2 separate regions of the Homo sapiens genome follow, and region 1 is linked to region 2. The links are chromatin contacts, found by Hi-C or POLR2A ChIA-PET in ENCODE. All regions are on one chromosome and are shown on one strand. Each heading gives the region's core, a stretch centred on a gene start or an enhancer-like site at or near the end of the contact. The rest is flanking DNA. Distances are from core to core; before and after follow the strand shown. Region 1 holds the start of TUBB2A (tubulin beta 2A class IIa). Region 2 holds the start of SERPINB6 (serpin family B member 6).

Region 1 (6,816 bases), core at 2,934-5,433, 190 kb before region 2:
GCTGCCTCTACTAAAAATACAAAAATTAATCAGGCATGGTGGTGCACGCCTGTAATCCCAGGTACTCGGCAGGCTAAAGCGAGAGGATCGCTTGAGCCTGGGAGGCAGAGGTTGCAATGAGCGAAGATCATGCCACTGCACTCCAGCCTAGTCGAGACTCCATTTCAAAAAAAAACAAAAAATGACATCTTCAGTTTTGAAAGGCCCCAGATCGACACTTGTAATATGAATGTCACATTCTGGGGCATGGCCCATTCCAGAAAGTGGCTAAAAATCTTCTATATATTTACTCTGTATTATTATAGTCATCTGATGCAAAAAAAAAAAAAAATTGTAAACTTTGGTGGGGTTGATATTTTAAAATTAAATTTAATTGGAGTTCAGACTTTTATTTTAGGTAACCTTTTGAAAAGGTTACATCCCCTTAAATGCTTTGAACAAAATTCTTCCATCTTCATAAAGAGATGCTTTTATTTAAAAAATAGCAGACAGGGGCTGCACTGGATGAGTTTCATGGGAAAGAGAAGTTGGAGCGGAGAGTGTGGCTAGTTCTCTGAGGGCACAAACAGGATGCAAGACTGTACCATACAAATTTAGACAATTGTATTGCTGGGATGGTCCTTGGGTTTTCATCATTCTGCAGAGGAAACTAGTGTTTTTGAAGTTCCAGGACTCTCTTACTTGGACCAACTAAATCTATTTCAACTAGATCACGACTGTCACCCTTAGAGATGGCATCAGTGAACAGTAACGATATCATCATAACACCACATATTCACAGGGTACGTTTCACTAGAACATTCTCACCAGGACCCTTCTCGTTGGGCCCTCTGAAGCAGCAGGCGGGAAGGGCAGGCAAAAGGGTAAGAGCTTATGTCCTTTTGTGAAAGACAGATGTGGCTCAGCCTCCTACCTGGAACACATTCTCTAGTCTGAATTTTGTCATTACACCTGCCCTTCCCCGCCCCCCGCCCCTCACCCCGCCAATGATGCCTTCAGGGTAGGGGTGGCTCAGACACTGCGAGTGGCATCCTGTCTAAAGCAGGAAGTGACTTGAGGCTGGAGGAGGTTGGTCCTCTTCCCCTTCCCCATCCCCGGCCCACCCAACAGCCGGTGGAGCTGCTCCTCTTTAGACACTGAAAAATACATGAAAGGGGAGAGATTGCTCCTTAAAAACCTATTCTAGGGAAGGGGACAATTAGCAGGCTCTATTTCCTCCTGTTATTATCTGCATCGGTGCTGTACAAGGTCGAGTTGCTTAGTGACAGCGAGGTGGGGTTGGGGATATCTACACTTGCCGCGAGGGAGGGGAGAGCAGGAACTCACGGCCTCAGATGAGTCACCTTAGGCAGGGCAGGCATTATTTAAAACTCCGCGTGTGAGTTTCTCTGATTATATACTAACACACATCACGGGCGGCACCGAGGGAGGAGCGCGTCAGAGAGAAGTAGGCTGGGCGTGAACTGCCAGGCAGGAGAAGGCCGACTTGGGCAGAACATTCACTGCCAGCGATCCAGAGCAGACAATCAGGTACCTGGCCTGCGCCCGTGAACACTGCCATGGATTTATTTTCTGTGCGCTCACTAATGTCCAGTTCACGCACAGTGCCTCCCAGCTCCCCAACGTAAGAAAAACCCATTTCCAGAGAAGCTCAGAGAGGTGCAGTGACTTGCTGGAGGACTGAGCTAGGAACAGCAGAGTGGGCACATGCTCCACAGGCCGGGAAACGCCCAGCTGCTAGGGGTCCCCGTGTCCCTAGTGCTGTCCCTTTCAGGTCTCATCCTCTGCTCCTATTTGGCCTCAGATTTCACGCTGAATTAAAACACAAAGGCCAAGAAGCAATTATCTCTGGAAAAATCTTTTCAGAACTGTGTAATGAGTGAAGGTACCCCAAGGAGAGCCATTCTCTGGAGAGGATCTGGAAGGCTCCGGCTGTGGTGAAGAGCCAAGATGTGAGAGTTGGGGTGGGGGTGGGGAGAAGGTGGAGGTCAAGCCCTGGGTACCTGGGAGTAGCATCCGAGGGACAGGTTGTCCACTGGGGGCCCAGCAGCAGGGAGAGGGGAGAGAGGAGGAGAAATTCTAGGAAATCTGTCCCCACCCTGAGAAGAGGCACTAGGCACCTGCCTACCTACATCTGGGAGGATGCTGGGCGCTTCCTAAAGCTGGGGTGATTAAGACCTAACTTGGCCTAAGAGGCTACTCACAGACATCTGGCTTTAGTTTCCACCTCCGATACAGACCAACTATTGAGGTGGCAGGTAGGGTGCACATTAGGAATGACAGCATCATCTTGGGTTTTTTGTTGTTGTTTTTTATTGAGACGCAGTCTGGCTCTGTCGCCTGGGCTGGAGTGCAGTGGCGCCATCTCGGCTCACTGCAAGCTCCGCCTCCCGGGTTCACGCCATTCTCCTGCCTCAGCCTCCCGAGTAGCTGGGACTATAGATGCCTGCCACCAGGCTCGGCTAATTTTTTTGTATTTTTAGTAGAGACGGGGTTTCACCGTGTTAGCCAGGATGGTCTCGATCTCCTGACCTCGTGATCCACCCGCCTAAGCCTCCCAAAGTGCTGGGATTACAGGCGTGAGCCACCGCGCCCAGCCCATCACCTTGGGTTTTACCAAGGCATTTTTACTCCATAAACTCAATGTGCTTTCATATATGGCTTCTCATCTCCTACCACAAAGCCAGCTCCAAGGCACCTGTAATTATCATCATTATATAGTTGGAATGTGCTGGGAACCAAAGGCAGTCCCCAAGCCCCTGTTACCTAGTCCACCGTGCAGGGCCATCTTTGTGAATAATTAAGTCAGGTCCTTACCACAGCCCACCCAAGCCTTTAAAACTCACCTGGGCTTTTTATTTATACAAAGGCTTTAGATTCCTTCCCTTCCTAGCTTTGTGGCTGGTCAGGTCTTTCAACCTCGCTTTCGGAGCTATGAAATTGGGGTAGTAATAATGCTTACCAGAAGCCGGTGGTAGTCAACAAAAATATGCGTAAGTGAGCAGCAAATGGAAACCAAGTATGTAATTTTACATTTTCTAATTTCAAAACAAGTCATTTAACACAATGTATCCAAAACACTATTATTTTGATAGACCATCAATATTTAAGAATCAGTAATGAAATATTTCACATTATTTTAACTTACTGAGCCCATAAAAGCCAGTGTGTTCTTCACACTTAACAGCCCATCTCAGTTCAGATTACCTACGTTTCAATGCTCGGCAGCCACCGTGCCTAGGGTCTACCGAACTGGCCAGCCTAGCTCCGACAGCTTCTGTGAGGATCAGGCGACCTAAGGGGTGTAAGGGGCAGGGCCATCAGCTGACACATCAACGTGGCAGATATATTCCTCCTGTCTTTCCTCTCTGACACACACACACACACACACACACACACACACACACACCCGCAGAATTTTCCACATTTAAAAGGCCTTTACAAGGACGCAGGAGCCCAAAGCGGACATGTGACAAATCCAGCCCTTTGATAGCCCCCCCAACCCCCGCCCCCGACCAAGCCATCTTCCTCCCCTGCAGGGGCGAAAGGCCGCCCACCCCGCCATCCTGGCATTCCTTTCAGGCAGCTGCCCGTCGGCTCCCCGCGGCCCCCCACTCCTCTCCACGCTGCCCACCCCACCCCCACAAACGGCGTCCAGGACCCTGCCCAGGATGCGGGAAACCTTTGCCACCCGCTGGAGAGCCCACTGCAAATGGGTCTTCAATTTCCGGCCCCCTACTCCAAAGGGTACTCGACGCCTCTTCCCGTCCTTAGGAGGCGAGGACCCTGTTCCGAGGCAGCCCCTCCCCCTGGTTCCGGGGCCCCCGGTCCCCAGCCCCCCTCGGGGGTCCAGAGTGGGCGGCTCGGGGTGGGGATCGCGGCGTGAGCGGAGGACCCAGCGCCAGGGGTCGCCCGTGCCCGTGGATCGGGCAGGGGGCTGCGGCTGGGCCCGAGGCCCGGGCACCGCACTCACCGCCGGACCGCGAGGCCGGCCGCCCACCCTAGACCCAGCGGCAGCAGCAATAGGGCGAGCGCCCCCACACCTCGCACCGCGCCCCGGCTCCCCCTCGCGGTGCCGCAGTCCCAGCCGCACCGCCCCCGCGGCCACAGCCCCGCCCGTCATGACGTCACCGGGCAGGGCGGGTCCCCGGGTATAAAAGACCGAGCTGGGGGGGCGGCGGCAGGTCTCTGCGCAGCCCAGCCCGCCGGTCCACGCCGCGCACCGCTCCGAGGGCCAGCGCCACCCGCTCCGCAGCCGGCACCATGCGCGAGATCGTGCACATCCAGGCGGGCCAGTGCGGCAACCAGATCGGCGCCAAGGTGGGCTCACCGCCACGGAGGGGCCCGGGGTTGGGACCGAGGGTGCGGGCTGGGGCCGGGGCGGGGGCTGGAGGCCGCGGCGGCCCCGGGCTGGCCGGGTGGCACATTCCGCGGCGAGGCCGCCGGGCGGGGTCCGGGAGGCTGCATGACCCGCCAGGATGCCCGCAGCGCCGCAGCTGTGTGTGCGTTTAATCGGGGGCCTTTCGATTTCCCTGGGACACAGCCCTTCTGCGGGACGCGGTTGGCATTCCCCTGGGTGTATTTGTCTCAGAAACTTGGGTCGGGGGTACGGTCATATTTATTGCGCTAGCTTCATGTGAATTTAATTTGTATATTTTTCTCTACGGTTTGAATGAAAACATGCAGTGTCACTGGACTGGCAGATGTAACAGAGGCGTCCCTTTGGGTCGTACAGGCAAGGGTGTTAGATAAATTCCCTTGCTCGGGCACTGTCTTGACATGATGACATACAACGCGATAGTCTTGCTGCCAGTCCCCGAGGCGGCAGGTGACTGCGCTGGGTGGGGGCTGCAATTACCGACCGCTGTGTGGGAGGCAGCAGCGGGTCTGGTGCATGGGTGGGGGCGGGCGCCAGTACAAGGACGTGGTCTCTTTGAGAACCGCCATGTTGCCCACCCAGCCTCCCCGCCGCAAATTCACAATGCAGCCAGCGCCCTCACGATGGCCAGCTCCTTCCACTGCCGCCCAGGTGCCCTCCCAGGCTCCTGCTGCCCTTCGCCCAGTCCCTCCGGTGGTCAGTGCCAGCATGTAGATCGGTGGCTTAAACCTGCACTGTTGCAGGAGTGCCTGGGATCTGTGCCAAGAGAGCTTGATCCCTGGAGGCAGCCACAGAGTGGGTCCCCCTGTCCTTGGCCTGCCACGACCCATCAATCATCCCGGATGCAATGGCATTCAGCCCTGCCTGGGGTGACACAGCCTCCCTGTACCCCTTCTCCACTTCTCTACTCTCCCCACCCTCTCCCTAGAAGGGCATCTGCTGTGTCCCCTCCTCCTCCAGGGCCCCTCCCAGCCTTTCAGTCTATCCCCATAATATGGCCGATGCTCTGCGGATTTTCAAGCCCCTCAGCAGCGGCTGCTGCAGGAAATAGGGGGTGCAGCTCTTTGCTCTCTGTCTAGCACTTACTAACTGTCTGACCACAAAAGCCCCTGTTCCAAGGACATGGGAGGAGGACAAGGCCATCCTTAGTGACATTCAGGATGCAGAGCCATGGTGTGGTTCTTTTTTCATTTCAGTTTTGGGAGGTCATCAGCGATGAGCATGGGATCGACCCCACAGGCAGTTACCATGGAGACAGTGACTTGCAGCTGGAGAGAATCAACGTGTACTACAATGAGGCTGCTGGTGAGTAGCGGGATGTGTGTGCCCAGGAATCCTTGCTTTCCATGATGTGGGAGATGAAACGTCCCAGGAACATGCACGTGACAAAGGCATGCTTCTTGCATATTCATTTCAAATGCCAACTGCTGGAAAAACATGTTTTATGGTTTCCTAAGATTCCTGCCTGTTTGCCACGGCTAAGCACACTCAGGACCTCCTTTTTCTTAAAAGCAGAAAATCTCCTGTTCTCCTTTTGTCTCAGATGCTGGAATTGAATGCTGCTGTGAGTCCCTCCCCAAGCACAGGCCTGAGTCAGTTCTTATTTCCTGCAGGTAACAAATATGTACCTCGGGCCATCCTGGTGGATCTGGAGCCTGGCACCATGGACTCTGTCAGGTCTGGACCCTTCGGCCAGATCTTCAGACCAGACAACTTCGTGTTCGGTATGTAGTCATGATCACTGGGAACTGGCCAAATGACACACCTTCTTCCTAACAGCCCTGCAAAGCACAGTTCTTAGTGTTCAGTGCCAAGGTGACACTGTGTCCACGGCAGCCCTGAGTCCTGGCCTAGCTCCATGCAGTCCATGGGTGGTCATGGCTCACAGATCAACGCCAGCCTGCAGAGGGCTGCTGCAGCCCTCCCATTGCAGAGCAGCCTCAGACTGGAAGGAAGAAAGAGCAAGGAAAAGCTTCAAGCCAGGCTTCATAGGCTATAGGCAACTTGAAAGGACTTCAAAGAGCCAGGGGCCAAAAGCACAGGTTATGACCAGAGCTAGACAGATGCTGAGGCCACCTTCTCTGCTGGTCACACTGCCTTCACCTTGCCTGTTTAATTGTAGTTGAGTATAAAGAGAATGCCTCTTAAAAATGTATGTATTTCAGAACCAATTAAGTTTTCTAACCCTATCCTCTTCCTCAATCAATAGCCTCAGATGAGCTAAACTTACTTCTTACTTTATTATGATCCCCAGTGTTTTTGAGGTCACTGACATAGAAAAATATTTCTTCAGGTAAAAGAAGAGTATTCAAAAGAGAAGAATCTGCCAGTCTAAGACCAGTCCTACCTTCTCCTCCATAGTCAAAATGACAGATTTTGAAATTCCTTATGTTTTAGTGTCTAATGTTCACTTTCCCTCTGGCAGGCCAGAGTGGAGC
Region 2 (7,469 bases), core at 3,252-5,751:
TATTTAAATCCAGGTGGGATGGCAGAGAATGCCAGACTACAGAACCCCTTCCTAGGTCTCCCTGCCCAGTAAACCTATTTTGAGAAGAAGCCATTGAGGTTAGGAATGACTTGCCCTTTGGTGAAGCTATATGGGCTCACACTTTCATTTTGTAGATACTAACACCACAAGTGGTCAGGCAATTTGCTCCACTGAAGGTATCAGCCAATGCAATCAAACAAGAGAAAACGATTAGAGAGATGAACATTGGAGAAAGAAGTACAACTATTTCTATTTATAGGTGATGTAGTATAGCTATAGATGACTTAAAAGAATCAATAAAAAATACAAATAGTAAAAAATTTCAGTAAGGCAGCAGGTTATAAAGTTAATACATAAAAACAATTTTCTCATCCACAAACAAAAGCTAGTTGGAAAATATAATGGAAAAAACTTGCTTACATACAATATCAACAAAGAGATAAAATAACTAGAAATAAACTAAACAAGAAATGTGCAAATCTTACATGAACAAAACTTTAAAGGAAAAAGGAAAAAAATTATTTGAAGGAACAGAAAGACCCAGCATGTTCTTGGCTAGAACAACTAAATCAAAGTACAAATGTTGGTTTATAACAGGGTAATATGTAAATTCAATATGTTTCTAATAGATTACCAACAAGATTTATTTTTATTTTCATTTATTTTATTTTTATTTTATTTTATGTTTTTGAGACAGAGTCTCGCTCTGGTGATCCACTCACCTCTGCCTCCCAAAGTCCTGGGATTATAGGCGTGAGCCACTGCATCTGGCCTGTTTGACTACAGTTTAATTTTATTTTTTTAATTATTATATATATATTTTTTTGAGACAGGGTCTCGCTCCATCATCCAGGCTGGAGTATAATGGCACCATCTCAGCTCACTGTAACCTCTGCCTCCCAGGTTCAAGCAATTCTCCTGCTTCAGCCTCCCAAGCAGCTGGGATTATAGGCACACGCCACCAGGTCCAGCTAATTTTTGTATTCTTAGTAGAGATGGGGTTTCACCATGTTGGCCAGGCTGGTCTTGAACTCCTGACCAAGTGATCTGCCTGCCTTGGCCTCTCAAAGTACTGAGACTACAGGTGTAAGCCACCATGCCCTGCCAACAAGATTTTTTTCTTTAGAGCTAGACAAGTTGACTCTTAAATTTGTATGGGTGAGGCCGGGTGCGGTGGCTGACACCTGTAATCCCAGCACTTTGGGAGGCTGAGGAGGGTGGATCATGAGTTCAGGAGTTTGAGACCAGCCTGGCCAACATGGTGAACCCTCATCTCTACTAAGAATACAAAAATTAGCTGGGTGTGGTGGCATGCGCCTGTAATACCAGCTACTTGGGAGGCTGAGGCATGAGAATCGCTTGAACTCAGGATATGGAGGTTTCAGTGAGCCAAGATCGCACCACTGCACTCCAGCCTGGGTGACAGAGAGGGACTCCAGCTCAAAAAAAAAAAAAAAAGTTTGTATGGGAGAAAAAGCAACAAGGAGAGCCAGGAAAATCTGAAGCAGAAGAGCAGTAAGGAGAATGCGCTGTACGAGATATTGAATCATAAGAGAAAACCTCTATAACTGAAAGAATCTGACCAACAGAACCAAATAGAAAGTTTAGAAAGTTCAGAATCAGACCCAAGTATATGCAGCTATTTGATATATAACATAGGTGGCATGTGAAGACATTAGTGAAAATGGTTTTTCAATAAACAGAGGTGGAAAAACTGAAAGTCACTTGAAAGCGAGTTAAAATTGGATCTATATTTCCCATACACCAGAATAAACTTTAAAGGGATCAGCAATCTAAATATAAAAAATAAAACTGTGCAAATACTAGAAGAAAACATTAGTGAACTCTATAATCTAGAGATTATTCTTTTTTTTAAAAAAAAAGAGATTGCTCCTTGTGAATAGAGAAAGTTTTTCTAACTACGACTCAGAAACAATAAAGGAAAAATCATTAAAGTTGACTACATTAAAAGAGTGTATGCCAAAATCACCAGAAGCAATGTCAGAAAACAGATGACAAGCTGGGGGAAATATTCGCAATTTATATCACTTAAGACTAATTAAGCCACAACTAGGGAGGGGCGTGTGGTTTGCTCCTGGCATCCACTTGGTGAATCTCCTCCAGAGATTCTGTGAAACATGTGTGATGGCAGGACAGCCCCCACAACCACAAGTTATCGGGTTCATGCGGTCAACAGTGTCGCAGTTGAGAAACTCTGCCTTAGGGTAAGCACAGAGGGAGTAAAACAGCTTGAGTTCTCAAAATTGAACTCATGTAAAACACCTGGCTAGTATCTTCCCTACTTCCATTTATGCTAGATGTTTCTGTTTTCCAAGACTGCTCTGTCTGAGATGGCAGATGGAGTTTTCATACTTACTTGGCTAACCTGTCAGTACCCTGGGGTCTAATTCCTATGCCTGGAGAGAACTGGAAGTCCTTGAACACACGGCTCAATGATGTGGGCTCTGCTCATTTATATACATTTATTTTTAAATTTAATATATATTTTAGTTTTTTTATTTCCATAGTTTTTTGGAGAACACGTGGTATTTGGTTACATGGCAAGCTTTTTTTTTTTTTTCCTGAGATGGGGTCTTGCTCTGTTGCCCAGGCTGGGGTGCAGTGGCATGATCTCAGCTCACTGCAACCAACCTCCGCCTGCTAGATTCAAGCAATTCTCCTGCCTCAGCCTCCTCAGTAGCTGGCACTACAGATGTGTGCCACCATGCCTAATTTTTTTATATTTTTAGTAGAGACGGGGGTTTCACCATGCTGGCCAGGCTGGTCTCGAACTCCTGACCTCATGATCTGCCTGCCTTGGCCTCCCAAAGTGCTGAGATTACGGGCATGAGCCACTGCGCCCTGCCAAGTAAGTTCTTTAGTGGTGATTTGTGAGATTCTGGTGCATCTATCACCTTAGCAGTATACACTGAACTCAAATTTGTAGCCTTTTATCCCTCACTCCCTTCCCACCCTTTTCCCCCAAGTCCCCAAAGTCCATTGTATCATTCTTATGCCTTTGTATCCTCATAGTTTAGGTCCTACTTATGAGTGAGAACATACAATGTTTGGTTTTCCATTCCTGAGTTACTTCACTTAGAACAACAGTCTCCAATCCCATCCAGGTTGCCAATGCCATTAATTCATTCCTTTTTATGGCTGAGTAGCATTCCACCGTATACGCATACCACAGTTTCTTTATCCACTCTTTGATTGATGGGCATTTGGGTTGGTTTCATGTTTTTGCAATTACGAATTGTGCTGCTATTAACATGCGTGTGCAAGTATCTTTTTTGTATAATGACTTATTTTCCTCTGCGTAGATACCCAGTAGTGGGATTGCTGGATCAAATGGTAGTTCTATTTTTAGTTATTTAAGGAATCGCCATACTATTTTCCACAGTGGTTGTACTATCCATCAGCAGTGTAGAGGTGTTCCCTCTTCACCAAATCCACGCCAACATCTATTATTTTTTGAGTTTTTGATTTTTTGATTAAGGCCACTCTTGCGGGAGTAAGGTGGTATCACATTGTGGTTTTGATTTGCATTTCCCTAATCATTAGTGATGTTGAGCATTTTTTCTTGTTTGTTGGCCATTTGCATATCCTCTTTTGAGAACTGTCTATTCATGCCAGCCCACTTTTTGATGGGATTTTTTTTTCTTGCTAATTTGTTTGAGTTTCTTGTAGATTCTGGATATTACTGCTTTGTCGGATGTATAGATTGTGAAGATTTTCTCCCACTCTGTAGGTTGTCTGTTTACTCTGCTTGACTATTCCTTTTGCTTTGCAAAAGCTATTTAGTCTACTTTTTTTTTTTTTTTTTTTTTTTTTTTTTTTGAGACGGACCAGACTGGAGTGCGGTGGCGCCATCTCGGCTCACTGCAGCCTCTGCCTCCCGGGTTCAAGTGATTCTCCTGCCTCAGCTTCCCCAGCAACTGAGATTACAGGCACGCGCCATTACACTCGGCTAATTTTTGTATTTTTAGTAGAGACGGGGTTTTGCCATGTTGGCCAGGCTGGTCTGGAACTCCTGACCTCCAGTGATCCGCCTGCCTCGGCCTCCCAGTGTTGGGATTACTGGCGTGAGCCCCGCGCCCGCCCCTGGCTGGCTTCTTTGCCGCAAGCTGTTTCATCAGCAAAGTCTTTGTGACCTGTATCTAGTCTGCTCATTTTTAAATGCGTGTTCTGCACTCCCCAGTGGATGGCCGTGTATCAGGAGCCGGCCCTTTTCTGGAAACAGGCCAGCATTCAGTCTCCACAGAGGCACCATAAACACGCTGGTGGGGCCCTGTACTGTGGTCAAAGTCAAGGCCTCCGGGCAGGACTCGCGGCCCCTCCGGCTGGCGGGTGGGGTTGACCCGCACGTCCCGCCCCGCCTCTCCCTTCGCGCTCCGGACGGGCGACGGTAGCTCGAGACCCGGGACTCCGCCCGCCTCCCCGCGAGTATTTGAGGTCCGGGGCGGCTCCGGCGCCTCTGCCCGCCGTTCTGCTCGCTCGCTCCCCGCTCTGGAGTACGTGTCTGGCTTGGGAGCCGCTCGGACACGCTGGCTTGGGTTTGTCGCTCCAAAGTCGGGAAAGCCGGGGGCGCGAGCGGGGAGGGGGGCAGGGTGGGGGTCGCGCGGGGCCGGGAACGCGCGTGGGTCGACGGCGCGCGGGGACGCTGGAGCCCCGAGAATGGGGCGTGGCCGCGCGGGGCTGTGACCCCAGCAGTCCCAGCGGGGCGGGGGCCCGGGCGAGCGTCCGGCTTGGGTTCCCTTCCGGAGCCTCGCAGCGGCAGAGAACGGCGACGCGGCCGGGTGAGTCGTGCGTGGCCGCGAGCCCGGCCGGTGACGCCGCGGACCCGAGGACCCCGGGCGCCCAGGCCCAGCGCCCACGGAAGAGGCGGCCGGCGCGGGATGGGGGCGGCGCAGAGCCTCCCGGGCCACAGGTGACCCCGGTCGGCCCCGCGGCCTCGGTGACCCCTCGCCCGCTCCGCGACCCGGAGGACGCGTGCTCAGTCTTGGGGCGCCGGGTGTTAGGAGCCGGGCGGGAGGCGGAGAGAGGCCGAGGGGTTCGGCGCCAAACGGTGCCATCCGGGCCCCCTGCGTGTGTTCACTGGACTGGCCGTGCTGGGCTTGGCCAATCCGCAGCACTTTCAGGTCGCCCAGACCTGTGGAGACGATCGTGTGGACCAGCCCGGATCTCCTTACCGCTCTGTGTTTGAATTAAACTCCCTACAGGCAAACTATTACAGGCTTTGATGTCTTCAAGGCAAAGAGGAAACTTTAACTACAAATTGGCATTTAAGTTATTTTCTTCCTTTTTTTTTTTTTTTTTTTTGTCCTAAAGATTGGCTTCGGAAAACTGAGGTACAGAAAATTAATAATTAATGTTCACATGCTGTCAGGAATACTCAGATGCGAGGGGGCATCTGAGTCCATTTTTTGGGCACTTTTGCTTTCTGGGATGCTCTCGTGCCTAATGACAGCCCTGCAGCTGCCTGCATCCTTTCTGGTGGGGGTCAGGCCTGATGCGATGAGATCTGATGTGTTCAGTGACCTTCTAGTTAAGGTCCTGGGCCGGCCTTGTATTGCTGGGGCTTTTATGTGTGCTGGGATTAACACCAGTGACTGCTGTTATCAGCATAGATGGCGTTTGTTCTCATTTCAGGACCGTATCTGAGTAATTGCATCCATTGTGATGTGCCACCAAAGAGAAAAGTACTTTGGTCATACTCGACTATGTAAACTAAGTATTTTAAGTTAAGGCCAATTCCAATGCATTTTATTACAATTCAGCATGAAACAGTTAACACGGACCAGTAACAGTAGAGTGAAATTAGCATGAATAGAACCAACATTCTTTTCCACATATGTAATAATAAGGGCACCCAAGCAGATGTTGTACGGTCCCAGGGAAGACCACACACCTTACATTTCCAGGCTTACTGCACTTGGGATTAAGCCAAGGCATCCAAAGAAAGAAAATTTTTTTTTTTTTTTTTTTTGCCAGGCTGGAGTGCAGTGGTGCGATTTCGGCTGACTGCAACCTCCACCTCCCGGGCTCCATACCTGGCTAATTTTTGTATTTTTAGTAGCAATGGGGTTTCACCATGCTGGCCAGGCTGGTCTCAAACTCCTGACCTCGTGATCTGCCCGCCTTGGCCTCCCAAAGTGCTGGGATTACAGATGTGAGCCACTGCGCCTAGCCTGAAAATAATGTTTAACTCCCATTTATATGTTAGGCTGCTCAGATATATTAAACACATACACACACAACACACACACACACACACATACACACTGCACAAGGAAACAGAGGGACAAAGCAGGAAGTCCAAGTTTCCATTAAACCAGTCTTTAAATGGTTAAATTTAGTAGGAAATAAAGGCATCCTTAATAGAAGTTGAGAAGCACAATTCAATAGTGACACCTAAAAAAAAATTAAGACTTGATTAGTTGAATAAAATCAATTGTGAACATTGCTCAGTTACTGGTGATGCTACAGGAAAAAAAAAGTGATGCCAGGATAGATTTGTTAGGCTTGTTTAAAAAATACATAAAATTGTTCATTAATAAGACTTTAATATCCAGTTTTTATGTCTGTGATTAAATATCATTTTTTATTTTTAAATGGTATAGTTTTTAAATTTTGAAACAATTAATTTTGCATAAATATTTGTCTATGTACATATATACATGTGTATTCACATATATATATGAAGGACACTTAGCTATCTTATTTACTGAAGCTAAAGAAGTAGGTCCTTAAAAAGCCATTGACAGGTCTTGAGTTTGCAACGTGACTGTGAAACAGGCATCCTTGTTACTCACACGTTTGCTGAAAGGATAACAGAAAGCCCTCGATAGAAAAATCTCACTAGATTGTTTATAATTTGTTGATATTTGGAGTATCTTGAGTGGTAAACTTTAAATGTGGATTTATTTTTTCTTTCCTTTTAGGATTTGGATCTCTCCAATCTTTTTTATGATTAATTGTTCAGTGTTTATGCATTATTGCGAAGTGATAATGAAAATGCTCAAACTCAGGGTCCTGCAGGCACTGTGGGGGAGGCAGTGGGGACGTGAGGGGATTACAGATCCAGTAGAAGCCCCCCGACCCCCATCTGCTTCCACCCCATCTCCTTCCAGAACACCACCGATAGCCACACCGAAGAGTTCTCCCATTTGCTGGTTCCCGGACAAAAAAGCTGCTGATCCCTTGAGCACACTGCAGTGAAGCTCCCAGCTGACATGTCCTGTCCATGTAAACAGAACTTCCTCCATGTAAACAGAACTTCCAGCATTGTTTGTGTTTTCCTCTTAACTATGTACTGACATCCAAGGGTTGTTAGGAATGTTTGGAAAGTCTAGGTACAAAAGAGAGACCTAAATAAAATAAAGCAAACACCAGCCACCATAACAAAAGGACCCCAGAGATAGGCAGCGCAGGGAACGGAAGACTCA

What was found. A loop is a pair of places that touch in the nucleus more often than their neighbours do. ChIA-PET counts read pairs that join two places held with the same protein, here RNA polymerase II (POLR2A). Pooled maps may share reads with other maps.
Region 1: a pooled map shows a loop between it and region 2 (3-fold over the local background). The contact joins the promoter of TUBB2A here to the promoter of SERPINB6 in region 2. A Hi-C loop is called at or near these places in 5 of 168 maps with a recorded cell type or tissue (CD4-positive, alpha-beta T cell, K562, naive thymus-derived CD4-positive, alpha-beta T cell and 1 more) and 9 of 50 pooled maps. POLR2A ChIA-PET finds 5 or more read pairs at or near these places in 7 of 52 experiments (CD4-positive, alpha-beta T cell, CD8-positive, alpha-beta T cell, HepG2 and 3 more).

The regions. Positions count from the first base shown.
Region 1 is chr6:3,154,911-3,161,726 of GRCh38, reverse strand. It overlaps TUBB2A (tubulin beta 2A class IIa), which reads left to right and starts at 4,183. Exons shown (of 4, transcript NM_001069.3): 1 at 4,183-4,320; 2 at 5,575-5,683; 3 at 5,992-6,102; 4 at 6,804-6,816. The coding sequence starts at 4,264. LOC105374889 (a long non-coding RNA gene) reads right to left here and starts at 4,026. Exons shown (of 2, transcript XR_926395.3): 1 at 3,974-4,026; 2 at 2,291-3,295. RefSeq lists a cis regulatory region at 985-1,579 and a silencer at 3,842-4,301.
Region 2 is chr6:2,968,599-2,976,067 of GRCh38, reverse strand. It overlaps SERPINB6 (serpin family B member 6), which reads left to right and starts at 4,501. Exons shown (of 7, transcript NM_004568.6): 1 at 4,501-4,535. RefSeq lists an enhancer at 4,196-4,720.